Linked DNA regions of Homo sapiens: region 2 is linked to region 1. Evidence: chromatin loops called from intact Hi-C (ENCODE). Cell type or tissue: heart right ventricle. All regions are shown on one strand. Links, peaks and the distances in the headings refer to the core of each region. The heading gives the core; the rest is flanking DNA.

Region 1 (16,263 bases), core at 5,013-13,012:
AAAGGTGTCACTACAGCTGGATTTTTGAGAGAAAATGGACATAAAACTAGGCTATGTGTAATAAAAATAATGGCACCTTAAGATTGCACTATTTTATGCATTATTTTATATGCCATTTCATAGCCTGCACTTTAATCTCCAAAGAAACGATGTATGATGTCCCACTTGTTCCTTATTCTTAATAAACTTTTTCCTGAGACAGGGCACTTAATTCTATTTTACTATACTGAATTAGTTTCTTGGAGGTAGATTCATTTCTTGAGTTCTCTGTTTCCTTAGCCATAATATTTTCTAGGATCCGGGAACTCCCTATATTGTCTATTTCCAACATTATATAATTTTAATTTAATGTAATGTAAATCTCATACTTGGTGATCAGCACATTCTTATATCCTGCTCTAGCAATGAGTACCCATTTGTTACACTTACCAAACTCTCTAAAAACATATACTGTGAGTAAGATTTGAAGCCAGGAATAAAAGGCAGTCTGAAAGAAAACGTCCTATACGATGCAGTTGTTTGGAAATGGCTGATTTCTGATATGAAACCCAACTTGATACACTGTTTGGTTCTTTGACTTGGGATCTATCTGAATTGCTTTCACTAGTACACAAAAGGTTAAGTTAAAACTACTTTAAACTTGTATAGCCTGCCATCTGAGGTGAATTATTTTCAAAAAATACTAAATCTATGAACTGAGACTAGCAATTAGTTGGCTGCTCCCTACCATGATTTTACTTTTAATAGCAATACAGTTATATTGGTGATAAATATGACAGGCTTAAGTACTGCTGTCCTTTTGCATCTTCCTAAGCATCTTGGTTAAATTTCTGAAGTTTAAAAATTAGATCCAGATTTCTTCTGTTGTGTCTGAAGAGAACCATGACATTTAGAAGTATATTGGTAATCTATTAGGTCCATTGGCAAAGTATATTGGTCCATATTCAAACCTATTCCAAAAGGTTAGAAGTGTTTAAGATTCCTTTATTGTGGTACCATGTCTGTTTACCTATGCTTATGAGCAACAATAAATTACTAGTTTACCTTCTGGAATTTTAATTGTTATAACCGAATCAATTATTGGAAAGTGAAAAACACCTCCCGGTCACACAACAGGGTACGTAAATAAATGTGTTGTTACCAGTGCTACTTGTTTTCTTTGTATTTCATGCACAAAAGAATATGGAGCTCTATTGCTAACATACCATATTGATAGCTACTGTCTTTTGGAGCACTGTACTATGTGTTTTACAGATGTTACAGTGGTCCTCACAGCTACCTTATAAAGTAGGTTTTACTCTACGTGGGGAAGTTGAACTCAGGCTAAGCAACATGTCCACAGTGTTATGCAAGTAAGTGGCGTAAGTGGGATTTGACCCATGAGCTCTGAAGTTTATAAACTTGCTACTACACTACACTGCATCCTAGAAACCTGAGAACAATGAGACTCTGAACTTAATATAAGCAAGACCATCCCACACATCCACTAGAAGCAGTCAATGCCCAAATCACTAATGCTAACAGTAGTATATAGAACTGAGATCAAGAAAAGGCTGGGCTAGGCCGGGCACGGTGGCTCACACCTGTAATCCTAGCACTTTGGGAGGCCGAGGCGGGGCAGATCACAAGGTCAGGAGTTCGAGACCAGCCTGACCAACATGGTGAAACCTCATCTCTACTAAAAATACAAAAATTCGCCGGGCGTGATGGCAGGTGCCTCTAATCCCAGCTACTCGGGAGGGTGAGGCAGGAGAATTGCTTGAACCTGGGAGGCAGAGGTTGCAGTGAGCCAAGATTGTGCCACTGCACTCTAGCCTGGGTGACAGAGTGAGACTCCGTCTCAAAAAAAAAAAAAAAAAAGCTGGGCTTGGAGGAGGCAACTTTTAAGGTTATTTGCACACAAGGGGTTCACCCTAGGTGTACAAGTAAAAGAGAATGTTTAAAAGGCTTCCAGAACCTGTAATCTTAAAATCAGAGAAGTCCTGGCAGTAGATGTGCGCTAAGGCTACTGACATGTCTAAAGTCACCTTCTGGCCGGGTGCGGTAGCTCACACCTGTTACTGCAGCATTTTGGGAGGCCAAGGCGGGTGGGTCATTTGAGGCCAGGAGTTTGAGACCAGCCTGGCCAATGTGGCAAAACCCCTCTCTATTAAAAATACAAAAATTAGCCAGGCATGGTGTCGCACACCTGTAGTCTCAGCTACTAGGGAGGCTGAGGCATGAGATTCGCTTGAGCTGGGGAAGTGGAGCTTACAGCGAGCCGAGGTCACGCCACTGCACTCCAGCCTGGGCAACAGAGAAAGACTGTTTCAAAAAAGTCACCTTCCTGTATAATATATGCTGCTGGTCAGTAGAAAAGTAGCAACTACCAATTCTTTCACCCTGCGAGGGTGGGGTACTAGTTCTCTTTTCAAGACTACGTCCAGTTCCAAAACTAAATGGTTAGAATTTCAACAAAATAAAATTATATAAATCAGTTTAACCTGTTCCTTAAAGGTGTAACTGATAGGGAATTGCTGAAAACAATTCTCTGAAGAAGAGAAAACTTATCTAAGTTCTTTAACCCCAGCCTGTAGACAGCTTAAGATTTTCAGAAAAGAGATCACAGATAACTTTATACTGTGGGTGAGGGTGACAGCAGTGGTGTCAATTGTCCTAGCACCATTACTGCATTCTAGTCATCCAGATAGCCTAGAAAGATAAAGGTGGCTACTGTGTATCCCAGTCTTCAGAAGGTAGATGAGGGTGGAAATTTGAATTTTCATATTCTCCAGGTGGCTCAATTGCTGTGTAATAGATTCACGTTATTAGAAACCAAGGATCTTCACCAGTATTCTTGCTTTTTTGCTTTTCTTTAAAAACTTTTTTTAAAAGATCTCACCTGTATGAACTTTCCCATGTTAATTGCTGAACCAATTCTTACAGAATTCATTAAAGATGATGTTCTTTCCAAAAAGATGTATCTCAACTCGCTGGTATACATTCCTCTGGTTTTTTTGTTTGTTTGTATGGAGTCTCTGTCGCCCAGGCTGGAGTGCAGTGGCGTGATCTTGGCTCACTGCAACCTCCGCCTCCTGGGTTCAAGTGATCCTCCTGCCTCAGCTTCCCAAGTAGCTGGGATTACAGGCGTGCGCCACCATTCCCACCTAATTTTTGTATTTTTAGTAGAGATGGGGTTTCACCATGTTGGCCAGGCTGGTCTCGAACTCCCGACCTCAGGTGATATGCCCGCCTCGGCCTCCCAAAGTGCTGGGATTACAGGCGTGAGCCACCACACCCGGCCTACATCCCTCTGGTTTCTGATTAATCATTTCCTCAAAGCAAAATTAGAGTAAATCGTACACAGAAGAAATATGAGCAGTTGGGTGTTTGAGCAAAATGTACAACTGATAACTGGAAAGGAAATACAAATCAAAGATAAACTTCCCCTAATTCAATAAATTCTGTTCAAAGAGACGCAACTAAATAGCTTTCAACTTTCTCAGCTTTTGTGTTTTTAAACTCTTTTTTTCCTCTTGTCCTTTGGATTGTACAAAAGTCAAATTCAAATTAACTGATTTGTTAGGAATCTGTGATGCAGCAATGTAAATAGCAAAACTGACTCCAGAATACAACACCTAAGATATACTTTCCTGTGATAAGACAAGGGGAACATGCTTCCCTCCGCAAGGCCAAGCCAAAGAGAATTAGCTGGGGTGGGGTAAAGAAGAGAGGGCTAAACTGCTTGTTCTTTCTTTGGAGAGTTGGAGCAAGCTTACAAGAAAGTGCTCTTTAGATAAACAGTTTCTGTAACTCTACTGTAAGAGGACACTGCCTGTTACAGTGTAGCCCATGGATCAACAGCCTCAATCACCTAGGAGCTTCTGTGAAATGTAGAATCTCAGGCCCCATTCCAGAATCAAATCTGCATTTTAACAAGATCACCTGGTGATTAGTTTGCACATTAAAATTTGAGAAATGCCACTGTAAGGCACATTTGTCATTTTGAATCTAAATGCTAAACAACCCTTAGCTCCCTATATTTAGCAATAACAAAGAAAATGGAGAGAGAGAAGAGAGGAAGGAGAGTAAAAGGGAGGAGAAAGCAGGAAGAAAATACAAAAGTTAGTATTGGTCAGGGACAGTTCTTGAAACCAGTAGAGGTCATGACCATCAGCCATCCCAAACAGAAAACAGTTTCATCGCCTTTGGTGTCTTTTTTTTTTTTTTTTTTTTTTTGAGACGGAGTCTCCCTCTGTCGCCCAGGCTGGAGTGCAGTGGCGCGATTTCAGCTCACTGCAAGCTCCGCCTCCCAGGTTCACGCCATTCTCCTGCCTCAGCCTCCCGAGTAGCTGGGACTACAGGCGCCCACCACCTCGCCTGGCTAATTTTTTGTATTTTTAGTAGAGATGGGGTTTCACCACGTTAGCCAGGATGGTCTTGATCTCCTGACCTCGTGTTCCGCCCGCCTCTGCCTCCCAAAGTGCTGGGATTACAGGCTTGAGCCACCGTGCCCGGCCAGGAAATTTATATTACAATTCCCACCAGTATCAATCCAGTCACTATCATTTGAGAATAAAGAAATTATTTTTAAAAATACACTTTGGGAGGCCAGGGTGGGAGGATCGCTTGCATCTAGGAGTTCACGACCAGCCTGGGCAACATACCAAGACTTCGTCTCTACCAAAAACAAAAATTTTAAATTTAAAAATTAAAAAAAAAAAAATTAGCCAGGCTTGGTGGCATACACCTGTAGTCCCAACTACTTGGGAGGCTGAGAAAGGAGGATCGCTTGAGCCCAGGAGGTCAAGGCTGCAGCGAGCTGCCACTGCACTCAGCCTGAGTGACAGTAAGACCCTGTCTCAAAAAATAATAATAAAATATCCATCAATAGGAGACAGGGTTCATAAATTGGGATATATCCTTACAATAGAATACTAGGCACCAGTAAAAATAAGAAAATTATCTATATGCTAAGAAATATTTCTGGCCGGGCATGGTGGCCCATGCCTGTAATCCCAGCACTTTGGGAGGCCAAGGTGGGCAGATCACTTGAGGTCAGGAGTTCAAGACCAGCCTGGCCAACATGGTGAAACCCCATCTCTACTAAAAATACTAAAAGTAGCTGGGCATGGTGGTAGGTACCTGTAATTCCAGCTACTCGGGAGGCTGAGGCAGGAGAATCGCTTGAACCCGGGAGGCAAAGGTTGCAGTGAGCTGAGATCATGCCACTGCACTCCAGCCTGGGAGACAGAGCGAGACTACGTCTCAAAATGAAAAAAAAAAAAAAAAGGCCAGCGTGGTGGCTCATGCCTGTAATCCCAGCACTCTGGGAGACCGAGGTGGGTGGGTCACCTGAGGTCAGGAGTTTGAGGCCAGCCTGGCCAGTGTGGTGAAACCCTGTCTCTACTAAAAAATCCAAAAAGTAGCCAGGCATGGTGGCGTGTGTCTGTAATCTCAGCTACTCAGGAGGCTGAGGCAGGAGAATCACTTGAACCCAGGAGGTGGAGGTTGCAGTGAGCTGAGATTGTGCCACTGCACCCCAGCCTGGGAGACAGAGTGAGACTCTGTCTCTAAAAGAAAAAAATATATATGTATTTCCAAGACTGCTAAGGGAAATAACAAAATACAGAACAATATTACAGTATACTAACTTTTGTGAAAAATAAAGAGGGAAATAATATAGAGTCATGCTGAATAACCACATTTCAGTCAACAAGCAGCAGCATATTTTATGACAGTCCCATAAGATTATACTACCATATTTTTACTGCTTCTTTTCTATGTTTATGTGTTTAGATACACAAATACCACTGTGCTACAAGTGCCTACAGTATTCAGAACAGTAACATGCCATACAGTTTTGTAGTCTAGCATCAATAGGCTGTACCATATAGCCTAGGTGTATATAGTAGGCTAAACCATCTAGGTTTGTGTAAGTAAACTCTATTATATTCATACAACAAAATCACTTGATGCATTTCTGAGAGCACATCCCCATCTTTAAGCAGTTCATGACTGTACTGCTAAGTAGTGGCATGCATATGCATAAAGAAACTCTAGGCCGGGCACGGTGGATCATGCCTGTAATCCCAGCACTTTGGGAGGCTGAGGGGGGCAGATCACTTGAGGTCAGGAGTTTGAGACCAGCCTGGCCAACATGGCGAAATCCCACCTCTACTAAAAATACAAAAATTAGGCAGGCATGGTGGTCTGTGCCTGTAGTCCCAGATACTCAGGAGGCTGAGGCAGGAGGATCACTTGAATCTGGGAGTCAGAGGTTGCAGTGAGCTGAGATTACACCACTGCACTCCAGGCTGGGAGAAAGAGTGAGATTCCATGTCAAAAAAAAAGAAAGAAAAGAAAAGAAAAAAAAATTCTAGAAAAATGCACAGGGAATCAATAACAGTGGTTATATTTTGGGGTTTGACAACATAACAACAGGAACAGGAGCTGGGAGGAGCTTATCACTAGACACCTGTATGTTTTTCTATTTTTTTTTTGAGACGGAGTCTCGCGCTGTCGCCCAGGCTGGAGTGCAGTGGCGCGATCTCGGCTCACTGCAAGCTCCGCCCCTCGGGGTTCACGCCATTCTCCTGCCTCAGCCTCCCGAGTAGCTGGGACTACAGGCGCCCGCCGCTACACCCGGCTAATTTTTTGTATTTTTAGTAGAGACACGGTTTTACCATGTTAGCCAGGATGGTCGCGATCTCCTGACCACGTGATCCGCCTGCCTCGGCCTCCCAAAGTGCTGGGATTACAGGTGTGAGCCACCGCGCCCGGCCATGTTTTTCTATTTTTAAACCATGGAAGTGTATTCAACAATTAAACCAGCTGCTATAGACTGAAAGTTTGTGTCCCCGCAAAATGTATGCCTTGAAGCCTAATCCTCAAGGGGAGGAGACTAGGAGGTTGGGCTTTGGGGAGGTGATTATGTTCATGAGGGTGAAGTCTTCATGAATGGGGTTAGTGTTCTTTTAAAAGAGACACCAGGCTGGGTGCGGTGGCTCACGCCTGTAATCCCAGCACTTTGGGAAGCCGAAGCAGGCGGGTCACCTGAGGTCAGCAGTTTGAGACCACCCTGGCCAACATGTGAAACCCCATCTCTACTAAAAATACAAAAATTAGCCAGGCATGGTGGGGTGCACCTGTAGTCCCAGTTACTTGGGAGGCTGAGGCAGGAGAATTTCTTGAACCCAGGAAGCAGAGGTTGCAGTGAGCTGAGATCATACCATTGCACTCCAGCCTGGGTGACAGAGCGAGACTCCATCTCAAAAAAATTAATTAATTAATTAATTAATTAAATAAAAGGGACCTCAGAAAACTCCTTCACCTCTTCTGCCATGTGAGGTTATAGCCAGAAGACGGCCATCCACGAACAAGGAAGCAGCCCCTCACCAGATACTGAATATGCCAGTGCCTTGATCTTGGACTTCCCAGGCTCCAGAATTTTTTTTTTTTTTTTTTGAGACGGAGTCTCTGTCACCCAGGCGGGAGTGCAATGGCACGATCTGGGCTCACTGCAACCTCTACCTCCCGAGTTCAAGCGATTCTCCCACCTCAGCCTCCCGAGTAGCTGGGATTACAGGCATGCGCCACCATACCTGGCTAATTTTGTATTTTTAGTAGAGATGAGGTTTCTCCATGTTGCTCAGGTTGGTCTCAAACTCCCGACCTCAGGTGATCCACCCACCTCAGCCTCCCAAAGTGCTGGGATTACAGGGGTGAGCCACCACGCCCAGCCTAATTTTTGTATTCTTAGTAGAGACGGGTTTTCACCATGTTGGCCAGGCTGGTTTCGAACTCTTGACCTTGTGATCCATCCGCTTTGGCCTCCCAAAGTGCTGGGATTATAGGCGTGAGCTACTGTGCCTGGCCAGACTGTTTTCTTAAAAACCAAAAGCCTGGGAAGAAAAACAAAATATCTTGCAAATGTATTCTCAATCCCAGTCAATCCCCTGCAAAACTCAGACTCTGGAAGAATGAAAGCTATGCGCTCTTTTCTCCACTCATTCATATTGTTGGCTTCACACAGATAGAAAAAGCTACTTCATCCTGCAGAACTGCTCTATCAGTTCATGGTGTTTTCCTGGATCCTGGACCCCTGCCTTCCCCACCATGAGTCACCTCTGGATCGAGTCCATCTTCTATTTGGGATTTGGAACCAGACAACCTTTGTCCCTTTTTAGCCTCTGCTGCACTCTAAGCTGTGTGATCTAAGACACGTCACTCACATTCTGGAAGTATTCGCTTCCTCATACATGAAATGGGGGAAATTTCTCTAACCATAAGCCTGCGGTTTTGATTTCAGTGCTCACTAGTTCAAGACTTTTCTTCTTGCCTATGCCCCTTCACCCTCTTCCTTTGTCAATTTCCTTTTTCATAAGCTGTGGCTGCTGGTGAGTAAAATAGTCATCTGAGTACAACTGCTTTTGCATGAGCTAGACTTGGAAGGGTGCAAATGGAAGCAGATTCATTTCTTCTCAGTAACTGCTCTTTTAGACTGTCCTGTTGCATTGTTCTGCCCTGATCCCAGAAGGAATCTCAGGCAGATCCCAGAGCCTTGTAGACTCTCCTGGTCACTAACAAATTAATCACCTTTATCCAGTTATTAAAAAATCCAGCCCGATCCGAAGAAAGACTTTATTGTCTCAATTGATTAAAGCTTCTTTCCTCTTTTTTTTCTCTTTTTTTGAGACGGAGTCTTGCTCTGTCGCACAGGCTGGAGTGCAGTGGTGCGATCTTGGCTCACTGCAGCCTCCACCTCCCGGGTTCAAGCGATTTTCCTGCCTCAGCCTCCCAAGTAGCTGGGATTACAGGTGCCTGCCACCAAGCCCAGCTAATTTTTGCATTTTTAGTAGAGACGGGGTTTCGCCATGTTGGACAGGCTGGTCTTGAACTGCTGACCTCAGGTGATCTGCCTGCCTTGGCCTCCCAAAATTCTGGGATTACAGGCATGAGCCACTGTGCCCTCCCGCTTCTTTCTTCTTTCTGTAAGTCAGGCCTGAGTTGGACTTCGGAGAAGCTTTGAGTTGGGCTTCTCCTTTTCAGTGGAGAAGGGCAGGAAGGAGGATGTCTTCCATTTATTCTCTTTGCTTTTCCTCCTCCCCCTCCTGCAAGACTCTCTGCTGTCTAACTCAGTGGGGAGGAGAGACAGAATAAAGAAAAAAAATCTGCATTACTGGTATGGTTGGAATCTGTCATGTGTGTCTCTTGGTTGAGGCAGAGATCACACTTTGGGGCTGTTTTCCCCAAGGCATTTTCCACTGTTGTTGTTGCTTTCTTTTTCTTTTTTTAAGAGATAAGGTCTTGCCCTATCACTCACTACAGTCTTGAACTCCTGAGCTCAAGTGATCCTCCTGCCTCAGCTTACTGAGTAGCTGGGACTACCATGCCTGGCTAATTATTTTTATTTTTGATAGATGCAGAGTCTTGCTACATTGCCCAGGCTGGCCTCAAACTCCTGGCCACAAGCGATCTTCCTGTCTTAGCCTCCCAAAGTGCTGGAATTACAGGCATAAGCCACTGCTGTCAGCCCTCCATTGGTTTTTAAATAATCTCCTCACGGGTTACCTTCACCATGAATTTTTCTTCCAAGTTACCATACAGCTGACTCATAGGAACCCCTCCTTAGCCCTAGGTATCTGGTGGTAAATGTTCTTTCAAAAAGAAGCATTAGGATGCATGACCTATGAGGCCATAGACAGCAACCAAATCTAGCCCTTGTCAAACGGTTACACATCTGGTCCACCTATACCTGATCAACCTGGCAGAAAAGCTACTATCAGCAGAGACCCTCTGTCCATACTCAGTGACCACGGACAGCTTCTGATTTCCCCTCACCTTTAGGCATGCTCAAGTCCAAGTCAGGTACCAGTCCCTGTGTCTCTCCAAACACAAAAGTCAAGTTGGAGGAATGGTTCTGAGAAACTCTTCACTTGGCTGTAATTAACAAAGCAACAGTTCCTTCTGCCACCAGAGGGTGTGCAGCAAGGATGGGCAGCACAACCTGCTACCAACTCTCTCTAAAGAAATTCTTTTCTCTTTTTTTTTTTTTTTTTTTGAGACGGAGTTTCACTCTTGATGCCCAGGCTGGAGTGCAATGGCGCAATCTTGGCTCACTGCAACCTCCGCCTCCCAAGTTCAAGTGAGTCTCTTGCCTCAGTCTCCTGAGTAGCCGGGACTATGGGTGCGCACCACTGCGCCTGGCAAATTTTTGTATTTTTTTTAAAGACAGGGTTTCACCATGTTGGTCAGGCTGGTCTCAAACTCCTGACCTCATGATCCGCCCTCCTCAGCCTCCCAAAGTGCTGGGATTACAGGCATGAGGCACCACACTCAGACCCCTTGCCCTCATTTTTGACAGATAGTTTTGCTAGACACAGATCCTTGGTTGATAAGTTTTTTCTTTCAGCACTTTGAATACGCCATCCCACTGCCTTCTGGCCTCCACTGTTTCTCATGAGGAGTCACCTGTTCATCATATCAGGGTCTCCTTTTCGGTGATGAGTCATTCTTCTCTTGCTGTTTCAAGATTTTCTCTTTGGCTTTCAGAATTTTATTATAATGCATGTGGGTGTGGATCTCTGTCTTGTGTTCATTCTACTGGGGTTCTTTTTTTTTTTTTTTTTTTTTTTTTGAGATGGAGTCACGCTCTGTCGCCCAGGCTGGAGTGCAGTGGCACAATCTCAGCTCACTGCAACCTCTGCCTCCCAGGTTCACGTCATTCTCCTGCCTCAGCCTCCTGAGTAGCTGGGACTACAGGCGCCCACCAACACACCTGGCTAATTTTTTATATTTTTAGTAGAGACGGGGTTTCACCGTGTTAGCCAGGATGGTCTTGATCTCCTGACCTCGTGATCCGCCCACCTCAGCCTCCCAAAGTGCTGGGATTACAGGCGTGAGCCACCGCACCCGGCCTCTACTTGGGTTCACTGCATCTCTTGGATGTGTAGATTAATGTTTCCATCAGATTTAGATCATTTTAGATATATTTTTCCTTTGTTTTTTTTTTTTTTGCCCTTTTCTCTCCTCTCCTCTGGTATTCCCATCAGCTGTATTTTGATGAGCTCAATGATGTCCCAAATTTCTCTGAGGCTCTGTTCATTTTTTATCATGGTAGATACACATAACAAAATTTACCATTTTAACCACTTTTACACGTACAATTCAGCAGCATTAAGTATATTCACAAAGTTGTTCAATCATCACCACTATCCATTCACAGAAATTTTTCATCATCCCAAACAGAAACTGTATACTCATTAAAGACTGGCTCCCCACTCCCCTTTTCCCCAACCCCTGTTAATCTCTATTATTCTTTCTGTCTCTAACTTTTATAGTTTGATCATAACAATCCCCTTTTCATCAGGTTTTCATGGAGCGTAGGAGGGGTAATTCTTTGACTTAAAAATATAATTTGAAGAAAATGACTGCTTAGGAGAGAGAGACAGAGAGAAAGAAAGTGAGAGAGAGAAAGAGAGAGAGAGAGAAAAGAGAGAGAAAGAAAAGAAAGAATAAGAAAGAAAGGAAGGAAGGAAAGAAAAAAAAGAAGGAAGGAAGGAAGAAAGGTGGGAAGGAGGACGGAAGGAAGGAAGGAGGGAAGGAAGAAGTAAGGAAGGAAGGAGGGAGGGAGGGAAGGAAGGAAGGAAAAGGAGGAATGAAGGAAGGAGGAAAGTAGAGAGGGAAGAAGGGAGGGAAAAAGAAAGCTATGAAAGCCATTGACCACAGGTCGGGATGGGAATGGGGATAATTCATCAATTTTTCTACGCTGACATAACTCCCGAGAGTTCTGACTATTCATTGGCTTTAACAGATTTGCCAAGAGGACAAATCTCAGCTTAATTAGCAAAGGATAAAATCATAAAATTAGTGGATTCCCTAATCTGGGCATGCCACATAGATGAATATGATTGCAAGGGCAGGTTTGGAAAAGGGAATGATGCCTGAATATACTGGAATTCCCAAATATTTTGGACCTCAAAGTTTGGGCTTTTAAGGAACTACCATTTAAATCTGCAGTTTGCTGTAAAGATGGTTAACAGAGTTCTGGGCCAGGCACGGTGGCTCATGCCTGTAATCCCAGCACTTTGGGAGGCTGAGGCGGGCGGATCACCCGAGGTCAGGAATTTGAGACAGCCTGGCCAACGTGGTGAAAACCCGTCTCTACTAAAAATACAAAAATTAGCCAGGCGTGGTGGCATGTGCCTGTAATCCCAGCTACTCGGGAGGCTGAGGCCAGAGAATTGCTTGAACCTGGGAGGCAGAGGTTGCAGTGAGCCACTGCTCTCCAGCCTGGCCAACAAGAGCAGAAACTCTGTATCAAAAAAAATAGTTCATTGTGCAGAATTTAACATATTTGTCAAATAATAGGCTGACCAGCCATGGAGAGAAGCTCCTATTATAGTCACAACCTATTCAAAAATATTAATGTGGGTGGGGTGCAGTGTCTCATGCCTGTAATCCTAGCACTTTGGGAGGCAGAGGTGGGTGGATCACTTGAGGCCAGGAGTTCAAGACCAGCCTGGCCAACATGGCGAAACCCCATCTCTACTAAAAATACAAAAATTAGCCGAGTGTGGTGGCACATGCCTGTAATCCCAGCTACTTGGGAGGCTGAGGCAGGAGAATCACTTGAACCAGGGAGGCAGAGGTTGCAGTGAGCCAAGATCACGCTACTGCACTCCAGCCTGGACGTAGAGTGAGATTCCGTCTCAAAAAAAAGAAAAAAATTATAGTGCATTTGAAGTGCATTCAAAAACTATGAGAACACGATTTTAGCTGTGAGCTTGTAAAAACAAAAACAAACAAAACTTATGAGAACACTTGTACCTCCCTAGCCTGAGGGGCATGATGTATAGCCTCTTTCAGGACTGTTGGTACATGTCCCTTTGAATATTCACTGTGGAGAATCTTTTTTAGCAAGCGTAGCTAAATTGTATCTGCTCCTCTAAACATTTGCCAGAAGAAGAAATAGTTTATTTTCAGGTTCAGGCTCTACACATTCTCTTTCTTTTCTTTTCTTTTTTTTTTTTGACAGAGTCTCACTCCTTCACCCAGGCTGGAGTACAGTAGCGTGATCTCGGCTCACCGCAACCTCTGTCTCCTGGGTCCAAGCAATCCTCCGGCCTCAGCCTCCCAAGTAGCTGGGATTACAGGAGCCTGCCACCATGACCAACTAATTTTTGTATTTTTTAGTAGAGACGAAGTTTCACCATGTTGGCCAGGCTGGTCTTGAACACCTGACCTCAGGTGATCCACCTGTCTCCGCCTCCCAAAGTGCTGGGATTACAGGTGTGAGCCACCGCACCGGGCCCTCTTCTCCCACCCTTTCCCTTTCTTTCTTTCTTTTTTTTTTTTTTTTTTTCTTTGACAGAGTCTCACTCTGTCGCCCAGGCTGGAGTGCAGAGGCATGAGCTTGGCTCACTGCAACCTCCACATCCTGGGTTCAAGAGATTCTTGTGCCTCAGCCTCCCAAGTAGCTGGGATTACAGATGCGTGCCACCACACCCGACTAATTTTTTGTATTTTTAGTAGAGATGGGGTTTAGCCATGTTGGCCAGGCTGGTTTTGAACCCCTGCCCTCAAGTGATCAGCTCACGTTGGCCTCCCAAAGTGTCAGGATTACAGGCATGAGCCACCACACCTGGCTTCTACACATTTTATGAGCAATAAATAATGTTGATAATCTCTCAGTTTTCTTCTTTCTTCCTGTCTCTCCCTCCCCAGTGGTCCTGCAGCAGTTCTAATCCCATTCCCATCACCAGTTGATCAGAGACCTAGTATTTTTAGGAAAGTAGCAGCCTTTATTTATTTTTTATATTTATATTTATATTTTTACTTATTTATTTATTTATTTTTGAGACAGAGTTTCACTCTTGTTGCCCAGGCTACAGTGCAATGGCACAATCTTGGCTCACTGCAACCTCCGCCTCCTGCGTTCAAGTGATTCTCCCGCCTCAGCCTCCAGAGCAGCTGGGATTACAGGCATGTGCTACCATGCCCGGCTAATTTTGTATTTTTAGTAGATCTGGGGTTTCTCCATGTTGGTCATTTTTAGTAAATCTGGGGTTTCTCCATGTTGGTCAGTTTCCATGTGGAGAGAGAATTTTGCCATGTTGCCCAGGCTGGGCTTGAACTCCTGGGCTCAAGTGATCTGTCTGCCTCAGCCTTCCAAAGTGCTGGGACTACAGGTGGGAGCCACCATGTCCAGCCTGCATACTTTTTATGTTATCAGAAATGCTATCTTTCTCTTTGGTTACATTTCTTTTTTTTTTTTTTTCGTAAATCAAAGTACTATTTTATTAAATGAGTTATTTTACACAATATGAACATCAATATAATTACAATTGTAAAAAATTTTTTTATAACAAGGATGGACTGATTTTCATATTTCCAAATCAGAGTCAACTGTACATTTACACAGAATTGTCTTTGCATGAAGCCCAAAAGGGAACAGCATAAAAAATGAGTGTTTCTGTAGCCCCTTTATTTTTGCTGATCAACAGTTTGTTAGAAAAGCAGCTGCAGGTATGTTACCTAAGGTCTGAGACAGTAGAAGAGTCAAAGGTGTCGTGAATTCACCTGTAAACAACCTTATGCCTGAACATCAGCTAATTCTGGAGGAAGTGAAGTCTTAGGATGCTTGCTCTCAAAGTGCTGCTTGAAGGTCTTAGGGTCTGGCATTCGTGTCCTACAGACAGTGCAGGTATATATTAAGGCAGCTTTGGCAGCAGCCTTTTGGTCATGTCCTTGTTTCTTCTTTTGTCCAGCTTGCTTTTTGGCATTATTCTGCTGAGACTGAATTTTCTGCTGTCCACGAGCCATATCCGGGCCAGGAGAATCTTGCGTCGGAGAGACAGTGCAGCGCGAGAGGGCCGGGAGAGGACGCCGGAGGGAAAGGAAGGGGGAGCGCGCCCAGCATCGCTTGGGCCTCCTCCACCCGCTCAGGAGGGGAAACAGGAGAGCCGGGAGCACAACAGCCTCGCGCGCCCGCCGCCGCCTCAGCCTTAGGGGAGGCCACTACGCCTCTGGTTACATTTCTTGATCATGGTATCTCCCCAGCTAGGTAAGTATCTCTTTGATTACATTTCTTTTTTTTCTTTTTTTGAGATGGAGTCTCACTCTTGCTGCTCAGGCTGCAGTGCAATGGCGCTTTCTCAGCGCACTGCAACCTTTGCCTCCCGAGTTCAAGCGATTCTCCTGCCTCAGCCTCCCAAGTAGCTGGGATTACAGGCACCCGACACTACACCCAGCTAATTTTTTGTAAAGCCACCATGCCCCCCGATTACATTTCTTTCTCTTTTGAGACGGAGTCTTGCTCTGTCGCCCGGGCTGGAGTGCAGTGGTGTGATCTGGGCTCACTGCAAGTTCCGCTTCCCGGGTTCACGCCATTCTCCTGCCTCAGCCTCCGGAGTAGCTGGGACTACAGGCGCCCGCCACCACGCCCAGCTAATTTTTTGTATTTTTAGTAGAGACGGGGTTTCACCGTGTTAGCCAGGATGGTCTCAATGTCCTGACCTCGTGATCCACCCGCCTCAGCCCCCCAAAGTGCTGGGATTACAGGCGTGAACCACCATGCCTGGCCTATTACATTTCTTAACTGGCTGTTGCTGGTGTATAAAAATACAAAACATTGGCTGGGCACGGTGGCTCATGTCTGTATTCCTAGCACTTTGGGAGGCCAAGACAGGCAGATCACTTCAGGTCAGGAGTTTAAGACCAGCCTGGCCAACAGGACAAAACCCTGTCTCTACTAAAAATACCAAAATTAGGCCGGTTGTGGTGGCTCACACCTGTAATCCCAGCACTTTGGGAGGCCGAGGCAGGAGGATCACCTGAGGTCAGGAGTTCGAGACCAGCCCGGTCAACATGGTGAAACCCTGTCTCTACAACAAACACAAAAATTAGCTGGGTGTGGTGTTAGGCGCCTGTAATCCCAGCTACTCGGGAGGCTGAGGCAGGAGAATCGCTTGAACCTGGGAGGCAGAAGTTGCAGTGAGCCAAGAATGCACCACTGTACTCCAGCCTGGGCAACAAGAGTGAAACTCTGTCTCAAAAAAAAAAAAAAAAAAAAAAAAGCCCAATAATTAGCTGGGTGTGGTGGCACATACCTGTAGGCCCAGCTACTCGGGAGGCTGAGGTGGGAGAATCCCTTGAACCTGAGAGACAGAGGTTGCAGTGAGCTGAGATTGTGCCACAGCACCCCAGCCTGGGTGATAGAGTGAGACTCCGTCTCAATAATAAAAATAAAAATAGGGGGGAGGGGGGAGGGATAGCATTAGG
Region 2 (16,263 bases), core at 4,610-12,609, 120 kb after region 1:
TCTGTCACCCAGCTAGAGTGCAGTGGTGCTATCTTGGCTCACTGCAACTTCTGCCTCCTGGGTTCAAGCAATCCTCCCACCTTAGCCTCGTGAGTAGCTGGGACTACAGGCACATGCCACCACGTCTGGCTAATTTTTGTATTTTTAGTAGAGTCGGGGTTTCACCATGTTGGCCAGGCTGGTCTTGAACTCCTGACCTCAGGTGATCCACCTGCCTCAGCCTCCCAAAGTGCTGGGATTACAGGCATGAGCCACTGCGCCCAGCTTCTCAGGCTTATTTTCAACATGACTGTGAGGCCTGAAGATACGAACAGTACCTGGTTTACCTGTTCATGCTCTGTGGTGATAAAGAGAAAAGTCCCTGCACTTGAGGAATTTATACTTGAACATAATGTCTAAGAACATTTTAGACATAATGATATAATATTTCAACAAATATGTTTTAGAAAACCATTTAAATTTCTAGGTTATAAAATGTTTAGACAATGGTCTCCTCTAAGAAATCAGATGCAGCAGTAACTTTTGCATAGTTAAAAGCCAGAGATATCTGTTGACTATAATCCCAGTGTATTTTCTCTTTCAGTAGTACATACCTCTAAATCGATCATATTTCCATTAATGAACCATGGAATGATGAGTAGAAAAGTAAAGTAAATAAAAATTAATCCAAAGTTTTATGTGCATTAAAATTGCCTTGATCCATAAGATCAAGTTCAGAAAGTCTTTGTCAAACAATTTGGTCTTAACTGAAACCTATAATTTTTTGTGGTTTAAACTCACTGCTACAGAAATGAAGCACAACCAAAAGGATCAGCATAAAATAGGTCTCAATGGAATATTATTCAGCCACAAAAATGAATGAAATCCTGTCATTTGCAGCAACATGGATGGAACTAGAGGTCATTATGTTAGTGAAATAAACTAGGCACAGAAAGGCAAATATTGCACATTCTCACTCATAGTGGGAGCTAATAAAGTGGATCTCATGGAGACAGAGAGCAAATTGATGGTTACCAGAGGCTGGGAAGGGAAGGTGGAGATGAGTATAATGAAGAGAAGTTGGTTAACGGGTAAAAAAAATAGTTAGATAGGAGTAATAAGTTCTGGTATTTGATAGCACGGTAGGGAAATTATATTTCAAAACAGCTAGAAGAAAAAAGTATATTTCAAAACAGCTAGAAGAAAAAAAGTATAATGTTCCCAACACAAAGAAAACATAAACATTAGAGGTGATGAATATCCCAATTACCCTGACTTCATCAATACACATTTAATATATGTATCAAAATATCACATGTATCCCAAAAATATTTACAACTATGATACATCAATTTAAAAAAATAAACAAATCGGATCTCAAACAAAAGAAAAACCATTGTTGGGGGCTTGAAAGAAGTGCTACATTCAAGTCAAGTTAGACACAGTGATTATAGTCAAGTCAGTTTAGCCACAGAACCTAGTACACATGCATGGAGCTTTATCTCTGGTCTTTAATCCATGACATGCCAATAATATTTGGCAGCTGATATACCTACCAATATTGCCATGGTGAGCTCCTCTCTAATGTCTTCCAGGGCACCAATATCTGCCCATGTCACATTAGGGACAGTGACAAAGCCTTCCCTTTTGGCAGAGGGTTGGACTGAGGATAGAGCAACAATGAAATCATTCAGTTCAATGCACAGTCCTTGCATCTGCTCCTCTGAGAGGGGATCTTGGTCTCTTAGCAACCCCAGCAGCCTTTGTAATTCATCCTTGAAGGGAACAATAGAGGGGAAAAAAATAAAGAAACACCACAACAGCTATTGAAAAGTTACATTTTCTACTTGTAAAAATTATTACTGTAATATTTCCGTAAGCTATCCTGAACGTCTATGTATTTTAATAATTTTCTCTCTGACATGAGACAAGTTCATTTTATTCTTAAGGATCATATGCTCTGGTCAAGTAAAGATATACCAATTATAATTATAATTAAACATATAAGAATGACTTCTATATACTAGGGCTAGGTATAGCAAATATAAGCGTTGGCAAATATTCATTTCAGCAACCATAATATTTCCCATGTTTCATTTATAAATATTCAAGAAACAGTTGAATCCTGATGAAATTAAAACACTTATGCTGGAGGTAGTATAATTCATTAATATGGTTCCTTGATGGTTTATCAACTAAGTAGAGGGAAGGCAATTTTCCTATTACTATCAAATCTTAAACTTAAAAGGCAGATTTCTTGCTTTGTGGAGAAGATGAAAGGATAAGTCTAAAAAACAGGTAACCAATTAATTCAATTTATAAAATATTAATTTATATGCAATATTATAAAAGGAATGAGTTTGTTATTTTTTACAGAATTAATTGCAGTTTCAAATGTCTAAGAAAAAAACAAATTATCTGAGAACAAAAGATCTGGATTGAAGCCCCTGCTCTATAAAGTAGAGGCTGTATGGGCTTGAGGAAATCACAACCACTTAAGCTTAGTGCCTTTGATTATAAAATGGGGAAAATGACATTTATATAAGGTTACAGGGATCAAATTATATAACATACAGAAGCCATCTGTGCAAGCTATAAAATGCTATATGAAATGATATATATATTGAATTTTCATGACTCATAAAACTAAAAAATTTAATACCGATCTTGGACTGATAACTGTCCCCTATTATTCACATGACTGTCCTCCAGAGCTGTTTGCAGCTACCGACATGGATATAGTTGTGTCAACAGACCACTGTAATCTACCTAACCAAAAGTTAACCAGGAGATATAATTAAATGCCAATGCTGAAATAGGGGTTGACAACCTTTTTCTGTAAAGGTTTAGACTGTAAACACCGTAGGCTTTGTGGGCCACGGTCTCTGCTGCAGACTCCTGTGTGAATTCTGCCATGAAGAACGAAAGCAGAAACAGACAACATGTATACAAATGAACATGGCTGTGTTCCAATATAACTTTAATTTACAAAAACACGTGGTGGGTGGGTAGGCCACAGTCTGCCAACCCCATTCCAGAATTTCATAATCATTATTGTAAAATGAATTTATTAAAATAAACTAAACATAAAACAACTCATATTTTTGAAATGATAAACATCGTGGGTATAAATGATAAGTATTCTATAGATTAAATGCCAATAAAACAGAAAGTAATGAACCTCAATTGTATTGACCCTTGCTTCAATGTAAGATAACACAAAGAACATTAAAAGGACAATTTAAGGTGCCTTTAGAGAAAGCACCTGTGTTTCAGAAGTGGGCTCAGTTCCCAGCCTTTCCTCCTGGACTCCTTTAGATGGCAAATCTTCCATTTCAGGATTTTTCTTCTGCTGTTCCTGTAGCTTCATTAAGACTCTATTGACTGCACACATTGCTGCCTCTCGGCACAGTGCCATGAGATCAGCACCAACAAAGCCTGGAGTTAGGTGTGCTAAGTGACAGAAATCAAAAGCTTGAGGAAGCCTCAGTTTTCTGCACAATGTTTGAAGTATTCTGTAGAAAAGACAGGGGAAAAAATTTCTGATTCCTGATCTAATAGTAAAAACAAGTCACCAACTATATTTATTTGAAGTCCTTCACGTCTGCCAAAGGTATCAAAATGGATACTATATAAGATCAAATAGTTCAGTCACTCAACAAACGCTGTCATTATTACATGTTCCATCTTATTCCAGAAAGGATTATGGTAAATATCTGCTTTGTTAGGAAACATGCTAAGTGCTGTGACGAATACATAGAATTTTTAAAAAATATTTTGCCTTTAAGAATTTACAACATTACAGGGGAAATAAGATAAATAACTTATGGGGGTACTTTTAGAGTAGATTAAATGGATATCTACCAGAAATAAAAGCCCCCACATACACACAAACCATTAATTATCTTCATCATTGAAAATTATCTTGCCATATACTTCCCATTTCATATTAGGACAGTTACAACTCCAACTTTATCTTTACCTATTGTTCATCCCCTGTACTACATGTGTGGAAAATTTTGTTCAACCTAACTGGCAACATGGTATCTATAAACATCTGGACTTCTAGATAATTGTTATTAAAGGAATATCTTGAACAATTTCTGATAAGACCTACTGAATAAAAACTTAAAAGCAGTAAAGATATTCAAGATGAGGGCAGGTGCGGTGGCTCACACCTGCAATCCCAGCACTCTGGGAGGCTGAGGCAGGCAAATCACCTGAGGTCAAGAGTTTGAGATTAGCCTGGCCAACATGGCAAAATCCCGTCTCTACTAAACATACAAAAATTAGCTGGGCATGGCCAGGCACAGTGGCTCACACCTTGTAATCCCAGCACTTTGGGAGGCCGAGGCAGGCAGATCACGAGGTCAGGAGATCAAGACCATCCTGGCTAACACGGTGAAACCCCGTCTCTACTAAAGATACAAAAAATTAGCTGGGCGTGGTGGCGGGCACCTGTAGTCCCAGCTACTCGGGAGGCTGAGGAAGGAGAATGGCATGAACCTGGGAGGCGGAGCTTGCAGTGAGCTGAGATCAGGCCATTGCACTCCAGCCTGGGCAACAGAGCGAGACTCTGTCTCAAAAAAAAAAAAAAAAAAATTAGCTGGGCATGGGGGCGGGTACCTGTAATCCTAGCTACACGGGAGCCTGAGGAAGGAGAATTGCTTGAACCGGGAGGCAGAGGTTGCAGTGAGCCAAGATTGTGTCACTGCACTCCAGCCCGGACGACAGAGCAAGACTCCATCTCGAATAATTTAAAAAAAAGATATTCAGGATGAAAGGTCTGAAGCCAAACTGCAAGAGTCTGAATCCCAGCTCTGTTAACCTTTGTTATCTGGGCCAGTTACTTAATCTTTGTGCTTCAGTTTGTTCATTTATTCAATCTATATTATAGTAGCACTTATTCAGAGGGCTGTTGCTACAAATGAATACATGCAAAGCACATAAAACAATGGCTGATCTACAGTTAGTGCCCAATGAATGTTAATTCTTTTTTTTTCTGAGACGGAGTTTTGCTCTTGTTGCCCTGGCTGGAGTGCAATGGCACGATCTCGGCTCACCGCAACCTCCGCCTCCCAGGTTCAAGCGATTCTCCTGCCTCAGCCTCCCAAGTAGCTGGGATTATAGGCATGCGCCAATGAATGTTAATTCTTATTTACATATTTTGATATTATAAACTAACTTGGACAAGGAAATATATTTTAAAATTAATAACTTTGTAAAGAAGACTAATATTTTCAAATGTCAAGCTAATAAAGAATAAATTATAGAAAAATCATTTGGGATCATATAAGTGAGCAGAATAGAAGCAGATAAACATTACTGACAAATTTTTTAAAATTTCACTGGGATACTCTGAATAATGGGAATCAAGAAAACTTTCCACTAAAGAACTATTTCCAAAAGATACAGATCCAATTTGCTACTATGCACAAGAATACAAAACACTCTTCGACTTACCATGAGTTTACATTCCTGATAAACCCATCTTAAGTCAAAAACATCATGATAAACCCTTTGTAAAGTTGAAAAACTATAAGCCAAAGCATTGTCAGTTGGGGACTATCCGTACTAAGAACATTTTGGATGTTGTGAAAATGGCTAACAGAAAATAATATCGCCCTTTTCATAGTTGTACTCTATCCCTAAAAAAAGTGGGTATTTTTGGTCATCATACTGTAGAAACTCCAAAAGAAGGGAAAGCTACCACTGTTCTAGCTCCAGCTACTGCAGCCACGTGAGACCGCAAGGCAGAACCATCTAGCTGAGGCCTTTCTAAATTCTTGATCCACAGAAACTGTGAGACACAATAAAATGAGTATTGCTGTAAGACACTAAATTTTGGTGTGGTCTGTTTTACACCAATAGAAACTGGAACAATTTATACGGGTTTCCTTTTATGTATGCTGAAACTTTTCCATAATTTGATGCTTTTGAAGTACAGGATGATATCCGGAGGATCACTTGAGGGCAGGAGTTCAAGATGAGCCTGGGCAACATAGTGAGACCCTTTCTCTATATAAAAAATAGTAATAATAAAAGAGACAGCTATCAATAGCTACCTTATTTAAAAAATTCTCTATGTCAGATATTGTGCTAGGTTATGTTAATTCAATACTCACAGGAAGCCTTTGTAGTATTATGATCACTTTACAGATAAAGTTATTACTATTATTATTACTGCATTATAGGTAAATAAACTAAAGCTTGGAAATGTTAAAAACACTGGACAAGGACCAAGGATAACAGGAGGCAGAGGTGGAATAATTTTCCTTCACTGGCTCAAAGTTTGGGCATCTATTCATTGCCTCTGCAACCCAGTCCCGCCTAGGTCTGGCCTTTCTCCTCCTTACTTACACTTACTCATACCCTGGACCTCGTCATCACCTGGATCTAGCCCCTATCTGAGATCACAATCTCACATGCGGCACTCTGCCCAGTCTCACATGTCTGAGCTTATATGTGCAATTACTCCCACACTGTTCCTGGACCTCACCAGGATCTTCAGTGTACCCCTTCCTCATTAAATACCTTTTTTTTTTTGAGACAGGGTTTTGCTGTGTCACCCAGGCTGGATGGAGTACAGTGGCATGACATCGGCTCACTACAACCTCCACTTCCCAGGTTCAAGCGATTCCCCTACCTCAGTTTCCTAAGTAGCTGGGATTACAGGCATGCACCATCACGCCCGGCTAATTTTTTTGTGTATTTTTAGTAGAGATGGGGTTTCACCATGTTGGCTAGGCTGGTCTTGAACTCCTAACCTCAAGTGATGCACCCGCCTCGGCCTCCCAAAGTGCTAGGATTACAGGTGTGAGCCACCATACCCGACCTAATATTTCAGAACAATTTTTTTTTTTTTTTTTGAGACAGAGTCTTGCTCTGTCGCCCAGGCTGGAGTGCAGTGGCGCCATCTCGGCTCACTGCAAGCTCCGCCTCCCGGGTTCACGCCATTCTCCTGCCTCAGCCTCTCAAGTAGCTGGGACTACAGGAGCCTGCCACCATGCCTGGCTAATTTTTTGTATTTTTAGTAGTAACGGGGTTTCACCATGTTAGCCAGGATGGTCTCAATCTCCTGACCTCGTGATCCGCCCGCCTCGGCCTCCCAAAGTGCAGGGATTACAGGCGTGAGCCACCGTGCCTGGCCCAGAACATTTCTTAACTAGATTTCCACTCTACCACCTCAACAGTGCTTCCTGAGATAGTCTCGCTTATGAAGTTATATTTCTGGTTATTGGTGGATATTTATTTGCTCTATGGACATTACTCATTTGCTCAATTACCAGGAAAGGCTGGTACTGCAGCAAACAGCTTTCAACTGTCTGGCTGCCATTTCATTACTGGTAACAGGACCTGTGGTCTCAGACAGGTTAGTGCAATAGGTTAAAGTATGGTACTCAGATTTAACCTATAAGTGGACCAGATGGCTGCTGTATGCCATAGCTCCAGACATTGCCACTAACCTGGTCAGCCAACTGAAGAATGCAAGCCATTGTTAATAAGACCAGACAAATGAGTATGGATACATAAGTCCATTACTACTTCTGAAAAAACAACCTGAAACAATTATCCTACTGATGAGTAAATTGTTTTCTTCCTCTTTTTTTACAGAGGTGGGGCCTCCCTCTGTCACCCAGGTTGGAGCACAGTGACACAATCATAACTTACTGCAGCCTTGAACTCCTGGGCTCAAGCAATCCTCCTGTGCTTCAGCCTCCTGAGTAACTAGGACTACAGGTGTGTGCACAGCTGATTTTATTTTTTGTAGAGACAGGGTCACACTATGTTGCCCAGGCTCAAAATCCTGGTATCAAGTGATCCTCCTGCCTCGGCCTCCCAAAGTGTTGGGATTACAGGCATGAGCCACTGCACCCAGGCATAAATGATTTTCTTAATGTGGGCTTCTCCTTTTCCAAATCAATTTAATTGGTACAAAAAGAAAGAGAGAGAAAGAAAAGGCTACTTGGTATTTCTCACCTCTTACTTTCAAACCATTCAGTTAAGATGACTTAGTGGCATACAAACTTCATTCTATAAGAATATACCTTTCCCTGGATGCTTCATCTGGGATACCTAGGCATATTTCTCGGTCGAACCTTCCCGCACGTCTCAAAGCAGGGTCTAACGAGTCTGGTCGATTAGTAGCTCCAATAACTAGGACCCGGGCTGTAGCAGCCACATTATTCAGATCTAGTAAGAGACAGAGAAAGAGTAGTGAACAAAGCACTTGACACTGACGGCAATAATGGTTACAGAATCATTTCATGGTTAAAGATAAAGTATTACAGATTTTGACAGCAACATACATATAAAACCAACATTTATTAAATGTCAAATATGTAAAAGGTGTGAGGAGGATAAATAAAATACAAACTCTGTCCTCAGCAGTTCACAATCTATTGAGAAACATTGAGTGTGTAAATAAAAAAATGGCATCAGACAAATTTTGTGAAGTATAATAACAGATATAAACAAAGCACCATGGTAATAAGAGAAAAGACATCATGAATTCCAACTGAGGAATAAGGGAGGGTTCATGGAGGTGGTAACATTTCAGAAAAGGCTTGAAGGGTAAATACAATTTTAACAAGCAGATATATAGGCTAATGGAATTCTATGTAGAAGAAAGAGTATTAGTGAAAGCACAGAGGGTCAAGCATGCATGGCACATCCAGGCAAGGTGAGCAGGACAACAGGGAGGCTGGGGAGGATGCCAAAGTCTGTGTCTCAGAATAGACTGATAAAATTAATTCGAGCAGGGGAATACAAAATAGTCTTCAGCTGTTCTGGCTTAATCTAGGAATGTATTTCTAGGAATGGACAAAACTGAGGACTTAAATCTTATCTTTCCTAAGTATTATTTCTCTCAGCTGAACCAGGATTGAACAGCAGGGAGTCTGAGGTTATTTTCCCTCACAGGTAACAAGAAGGTAGTAAGATGCTAATTAAATCATGAGGAGTTTATACAGTGTGTTCTTTTTTTTTTTTTGAGACGGAGTCTCGCTCTGTCGCCCAGGCTGAAGTGCAGTGGCACCATCTCAGCTCATGGCAAGCTCTGCCTCCCAGGTTCATGCCATTCTCCTGCCTCAGCCTCCCGAGTACCTGGGACTACAGGCGCCCGCCACCACGCCCGGCTAATTTTTTTATTTTTTTATTTTTTAGTAGAGACAGAGTTTCACCGTGTTAACCAGGATGGTCTCGATCTCCTGACCTCCTGATCCACCCACCTCGGCCTCCCAAAGTGCTAAGATTACAGGCATGAGCCACTGCGCCCAGCCACAGTGTGTTCTTTAGCTAGCAGGAAGCCATGAAAGCATTTTCTCAGAATGCAGGCCTCAAAGACATGGCAAGAAAATTTTAGATAAAAATAAAACAGAATCCCAGCACTTCGGGAGGCTGAAGCAGAAAGACTGAGCCCAGGAGTTCGAGATCAGCCTGGGCAACATAGTGAGACCGTCTTTAAAAAAAAAAAACACCCAGGCACAGTGGCTCACACCTGTAATCCCAGCACTTCAGGAGGCTGAGGCCAGTAGATCACCTGAGGTCAGGAGTTCGAGACCAGCCTGGCCAACATGGAAACACCCCGTCTCAAAAATCAGCCAGGTGTGGTGGCACGCACCTGTAATCCCAGCTACTCAGGAGGCTGAGGAGGTGAATAGGTTGAACGCAGGAGGCAGAGGTTGCAGCGAGTTGAGATCATGCCAGTGCACTCAAGCCTAGGCAACAGAGACTCTGTCTCAAAAAAAAAAAAAAAAAAAAAAAAGCCAGGCATGGTGGTGCACACCTGTGGTCACAGCTATTTGGGAGGCTTAAATGGGAGGATCACTTGAGCCCAGGAGGTCAAGGCTGCGGTGAGCTGTGATTGTGCCACTGCATTCCAGCCTGGGTGACAGAGCAACACTCTATCTCATCAATCAATCAATCAGTCCATCAATCAGAAGAAGAAGCAACCTACAATCTGGTAATGCAAGGAACATAAAATATATACTTCAAATTTTCTTGTGTACACAAAACAAGTGCTATTTCTTTTTATTTATTTTTAGAGGTAGCATCTCGCTATGTTGCCCAGGCTGGCCTCAAACTACTAGGCTCAAGCAATCCTCCTACCTTAGCCTCCCAAAGTGTTAGGATTACAGGCATGAGCCACTGTGCCCAGTATGACTTTTTTTTTACACTATTTGATATTTACTATATGAATATTATTTTTTATCTTCATGTATTAATTACACTATTTTAAAAAATTTATTCTCTTAAAATGAATTTATTATTTTAAACTAACCATCCATGCAGGTTAGGAGTTGGGCTACAATTCTTCGTTCCATATCTTTTGAAGCCACTTCTCTTTTGGGGGTAATAGCATCAATTTCATCAATGAAAATGATACATGGTGCATTTGACTAGAAATAAAAATATCACAAAAAGACAATCATAAATGCATCCCCTATACTGAAGCACAATTAAGCATATACATTTTAAAAAAAATCTTCAAGGTCAAGGATCATTTGCCAAAAGAATAACCCTAAAGAAGGCAGTTCACATGTGTTACTTCTGATTTTTACCTGACTTAAGAGAACCAAGATGATTAGAAGTACACAGTAAGAGACTGCAGATAGGGTAACACATTTATAGTCTCTTCATCAATGCATGTTTTGTGATAAATCTACTGAAATTCTTTTGTAAATTAGATACATTTGCTATGCTATGAAACAGAAACAATGATTTTGGATAAGCATATGCACAGAAAAAAAAACTTAAGACAACAAGTTTATAAACTTTAAATTAGCAAACCCAAGCTCACTAGAAACGTTATGAGGGTTTCTACTAACGTAAGAATCTCCAAGTCTTTCCCTATAATTTGCTATAAGAGGAAATTTGAGAAGCACCAGAAGCTTTTTAAAAAATCTGTGGTAAAATATACATAAAATTTACCATTCTAACCACTTTGGGTATATAGTTTAGTGGCATTAAATATTTTCAGACTGTTGTGTAAACGTCACCACTATCCATCTCCAGAACTTTCCCAGCATCCACACTGAAAAGTACCGGAAGCTTATTTTAAAGGCTACACTGAATAAGGAAGGATGGTAAAGTTCTAATACATCAGTGTAAAGATCACCTCCAGTTTTTTTGTTTTTAAGAAATAAACTAGACACGGTTCAGAAAGAATAAGTTAAGATGTAAGGATCAGCTACCGAGAGTAGTCAAATTCATTAAGACAAAAAGTAGAATGGTGGTGATGGCCAGGGACTGGTAGGAGAGAGGAATGGGGACTTACTGTCTGGGAACATGAAGACATTCTGGAAATGGATGGGGGTAATGATAACACAACAATATGAATGTACTTAATGCCACAGAATTGTACACTTAAAAATGTTTAAAATGGCCTTTTCAGTTGGAACTGCCATCTTCCAGTAATTCACCAAAATGATGAACACAAAGAGAAAGAGGAGAGGCACCTGAGAGATGTTCTCTAGGCCGTTCAGAAAACATGGAGCTGTTCCTTTGGCTATATGTATGCAAATCTATAAGAAATGTCATATTGTAGGCCAGGCGCCATGGCTCATGCCTGTAATCCCAGCACTTTGGGAGGCCAAGGCGGGTAGATCACCAGAGGTCAGAAGTTCAAGACCAGCCTGGCCAACATGGCAAAACGCCGTCTCTACTGAACATACAAAAACTAGCCAGGTGTGGTGGTGCATGTCTGTAATCCCAGCTACTCGGGAGGCTGAGGCAGGAGAATTATTTGAGCCTGGAAGGCAGAGGCTGCAGTGAGCTGAGACATTCCAGCCTGGACAACAGAGAGATACTCCATCTCAAAAAAAAAAAAAAAAAAAATTAGCTGGTGGGTAGTGCATGCCTGTAATCCCAGCTATTTGGGAGGCTGAGGCAAGAGAACTGCTTCAACCCGGGAGGCAGAGGTTGCAGTGAGCTGAGATTGTCCCACTGCACTCCAGCCTGGGCAACAGAACGAGACTCTGTCTCAAAAAAGAAAAGAAGAGAAGAGAAAAAGAAATGTGATACTGTAGACATCAAGGGAATGGGTACTGTTCAAAAAGGAATGTCCCACAAGTGTTACCACCACAAAACTGGAAGAGTCTATAACGTTATCCAGCATGCTGCTGGCATTGTTGTAAAGAAACAAGTTAAGGGCAAGATTCTTGCCAAGAGAATCAATGTGTGCGAGAATCAACGTGCATATTGAGCACATTAAGCATTCTAGGAGCCGAGGTAGCTTTCTGAAACACATGGAGGAAAATGATCAGAAAAAGGAAACCAAAGGGAAAGTGTCAGCATGCTCCACCCAGAGAAGTGCACTCTGAGAACCAATAGGAAGGAGCCTGAACTGCTGGAGCCTCTTCCCTGTGAATTCATGGCATAATAGGTGGTAATAAAAGACCTCTGGACTGTAAAAATGTTTCTCTTCATTGAGTAGAAGTGTAGTGTCCTCTTCCGCAAAGAAACATTTAAAGCAAATTTAAATTGTTGTCCTAATTCATTGTGTAATATCTTTACTATTCAAATTTAATGTATTTCTTGCTGAAAGATGTGAGGTGGCTTATTATGCAACAAATTACTCAGTTGGTTAGAAAACAGCCAGGTATTATTTATGAAATATCTGTACTGGTTTGAAGATAGTCCCTCTAAATCATCATGGAAGACATAAAATAATTTACAAAAACTTAAAAAAATGTTTAAAATGGTAAATTCTGTTATATATATTTTACCACAAAAAAGAGATAAGGATCAGTTAAAATGAAAAAAATTGAAGAAAATTATCTAGATTTACAATCTAAATCATTTTACTCAATCAGTTACTCAATGGTTAGGAGTGACAGTGATTATGCTAAGTAAGGCTGTCAGCGTCGCTTAAGGCATCTCAAAACCATGGGAACAACCACATCTTAAAGGGAAAGATATTTAGCTTATCGCTAGCTGGATCTCTTCCCTAATCATCCTTATGACAATGTTTGCAAAAGACGCCTATGACTGCTAGATATATTACCCAGTTACAAAGGAGTAAAATTACAGAGGCCAAAAGCACCAGAAAACAAGCACATCAGTACTTGTCAGTGACCTGGAAAGTTGAATGGGGGAAAAAAAAGAATAAATGATGGTCATCAGAATGTGGCCTAAAGAAAGCATAGTTTTCAACCAAGTATCACTTGATTGGATTTCACCTTTTTGTTTCCTGATCCACATGCTTTACTGGACTCATTCTCATTAGCGAAGAGGGGACCAGGAAAAGCGGGGTGCTAGGCCACATATTTACTGAGCATCTACTGTGAGGTACTGTACTGGCTCAGTACTGGTTTAGTGAGAGGTTTAAACACAGAACTAACAACCTAAAGATGCCATTTGCCTCTTATCCTTATTCATCGTGTTTACCATACGCACAAAATTTACTACTTGTCTCTGGCTATGCGTGCCAATTTAACAATGGAATCCACCGCGTTTTGGAAAACAGGTAGCACCTGAGAAAGTTCAGCTTTGCTCTGCACTCTGCCCTTTCCACCTTTTTTCTCTTTATCCTCCTAGTGTTGCCCACAGCTTTTTCAACGTCAGCCCGCACCATAACTAAGTAGATGGCCTACCCATTCTTGTTATTTAAAATGTTTTTTTTTTCTCAATTACTGCTTAAATATAATTTCTCTTCTAATTTCACACAGGCTTCTAACAGTTGTATTGGATATTCATCAGCTACTATATATTGTCATTGCTAATAATGACATAAACTTTTCACCATTTTTTAGTTTTAAACACAGTGATATTTGTTCAAGTGTGAATAATCTTACAGCTAATATTTACAGGGCTTGTGCTGTGTGCAAGGCACCATATCGAAGGTTTTATAAGAATTCTCTCATTTAATACTCTCAATAGCCACGTGAGATTTGGGTATTATTATTGCCCTAGTTTACTAGTAAGGAATGACAGAATTTATTCTGGTATTTTTATGGTTGCTTTTATAATAGCCTAAATAACAATTTTTACATTGCTTACAAGTTTTTTTTGGCCAAACTTAAGTTGAGGAAAGTAAAAGTGAGTGGAAAATATCATAAGGATAATATATTTTCAACATATGACTACAGGGTATGACGGCCCAGAATTTCTCACCAATTACATTTATGTTTGATTTCAAATGAAAAGGGTTATTTATCCAACAGCTGGTATCACTAAATCTACTTTAAATATTTAGCCATCATGCATAGCAAATTACCATGTTTATATTAATAAAAGAATGGCCAGTGAGTGGGTTAACAAATACTAGCATCAGAAAAAGCAGGATCTTTAATATAAGCTGGTAGCGTCTGACCACCTGGCATTAGTCATTAACTGACTCACCACAGCTTGCTCAAATAGTTCTCTCAGCTTCTGCTCAGACTCTCCGGATACTCCAGACACAATCTCTGGAGCAGCCACTTTCAAAATTGGCAGGTCAAGTTCCTATGCAGACACATAAAAGAATAACCAAATATTCAAATTTTAATTTCCCTACTTTTTCTTATCCAGTCCCCTCAAATTTTTTAAATAGCTAGTTTCCTGAGGAACTTCATCTTTTTATGTTGGCCCAGTGAAAAACACTATTTGAAAATCAATGGTTTTGGCCGGGCATGGTGGCTCAGGCCTATAATCCCACTACTTTGGGAGGCTGAGGTGGGCGGATCACCTGAGGTCAGGAGTTCGAGACCACCCTGACCAACATGGAGAAACCCCATTTTTACTAAAAATACAAAAATTAGCCATGCATGGTGGTGCATGCCTATAATCCCAGCTACTTGGGAAGGCTGAGGCAGAAGAATTGCTTGAACCTGGGAGGCGGAGGTTGTAGTGAGCCGAGATCGCGCCATTGCACTCCAGCCTGGGCAACAAGAGCAAAACTCCATCTCAAAAAAAAAAAAAATCAACGGTTTCATGCAAACACATTTAAGTGGATACCTTCAACTTGTTTTTATTTTATACATGTCACTATAAAATTCTATTATCTTTTCTGAATAAAGGGTCTTGACTTTCAAGAGGTATGTTATCCCCACTTAGGGCTGAGCCAAAGCAATTCTTCGTTTTTTTTGGAGAGACTGTGTCTCACTATGTTGCCCAGGCTGGTCCCAAACTCCTGGCCTCAAGCCATCCTCCCAATTCAGCCTCCCAAAGTGCTGGGGATACAGGAGTGACCATTCCTGGCCTATCAAAACAATTCTTACCCATCTGCTAAGGAGAAAATAGCAAGGGTTGTGACACAGATGTTTCCCACACATTCTGCTAGTATTTCTCCAAATCCTAACCCAGAGAGTAGCCAGTTACTAGTCAGAGGAGGGAGACTCTTTAAGAAGAGGCCAGGTGTGGACGCCCATGCCTGTAATCCCAGCACTTTGAGAGGAGTTTGAGACCAGCCTGGGCAACACAGTGAGACCCCACCTCTAAAAAAATAATAAATTAGCCAGGCATGCTGATGCATGCCTGCAGTCCCAGTTACCTGTGAGGCTGAGGCAGGAGGATCATTTGAGCCTGAGAAGTCAAAGCTGCAGTGAGCTGTGATCATGCCACTGCACTCAGCCTGGGCAACAGAGAGAAAATCTGTTTCAAAAAAAAAAAAAAAAAAAAAAAGAGAGAAGAGAGACTACTGTTCTCCCATTCTTGTGCTTATCTTGAAATTTCACTTCCTCAACCATACCTTCCTTGAACCCAACTCTAATTTGGGAATCCTAACATACCACATACCATTTTGCACTTCTTCTTGTCTTCCATTTATTATAGTCATTATTATGTACAGCATTTATTTATATGAATGACTGTTTAATGTCTCTCTCATATTAGAACTACGATTGTGGTACTTAACACTATATTCCAAAGTCTGGCATGCAGTAGTCAGTCATGTAATGGAATTATTAAACAAAAATGAAGCAAACCAATCAAGTCCCCCTTTACAAATGATTTTCTTTCATAGAACATTATTGTATTAGCGCTTGGTATAACATGCTATTTTTCTTTTTTCTTTTTTTTTTGAGATAGAGTCTGGCTCTTGTTGCCCAAGCTGGAGTGCAATGGCATGATCTTGGCTCACCGCGACCTCCGCCTCCAGGTTCAAGTGATTCTCCTGCCTTAGCCCCCAAGTAGCTGGGATTGCAGGCATGCGCCACCACACCCGGCTAATTTTGTATTTTTAGTAGAGATGGGGGTTTCTCCATGTTGGTCAGGCTGGTCTTGAACTCCCGACCTCAGGTGATCCACATGCCTCGGCCTCCCAAAGTGCTGGGATTACAGGCATGAGCCACTGCGCCCGGCGAG

The links. Peaks named below come from ENCODE experiments on the same cell type or tissue, not always from the same donor. Only the 100,000 strongest peaks of a DNase experiment are listed, where the experiment ranks them.
Region 2: a loop joins it to region 1, with 2.0 times the contacts of the local background. A loop is called at or near these places in 5 of 110 quality-filtered maps.

Annotation. Positions count from the first base shown.
Region 1 is chr1:224,160,902-224,177,164 of GRCh38, forward strand. It overlaps FBXO28 (F-box protein 28), which reads left to right. Exons shown (of 5, transcript NM_015176.4): 5 at 1-1,146. It also overlaps the pseudogene LOC724084. Among named protein-coding and RNA genes, the nearest start is that of DEGS1, 14 kb to the right of the region's middle. RefSeq lists enhancers at 1,511-2,011, 8,220-9,189, 9,190-10,159. In heart right ventricle, for the core only: a CTCF peak has its summit at 9,942 (motif pointing right); a DNase peak (open chromatin) is centred at 8,110; H3K27ac peaks cover 1,689 bases.
Region 2 is chr1:224,286,240-224,302,502 of GRCh38, forward strand. NVL (nuclear VCP like) reads right to left here. Exons shown (of 23, transcript NM_002533.4): 10 at 14,323-14,424; 11 at 10,262-10,379; 12 at 8,028-8,172; 13 at 3,245-3,494; 14 at 1,536-1,754. Among named protein-coding and RNA genes, the nearest start is that of NVL, 36 kb to the right of the region's middle. In heart right ventricle, for the core only: no CTCF peak of the experiment used is centred there; no DNase peak of the experiment used is centred there.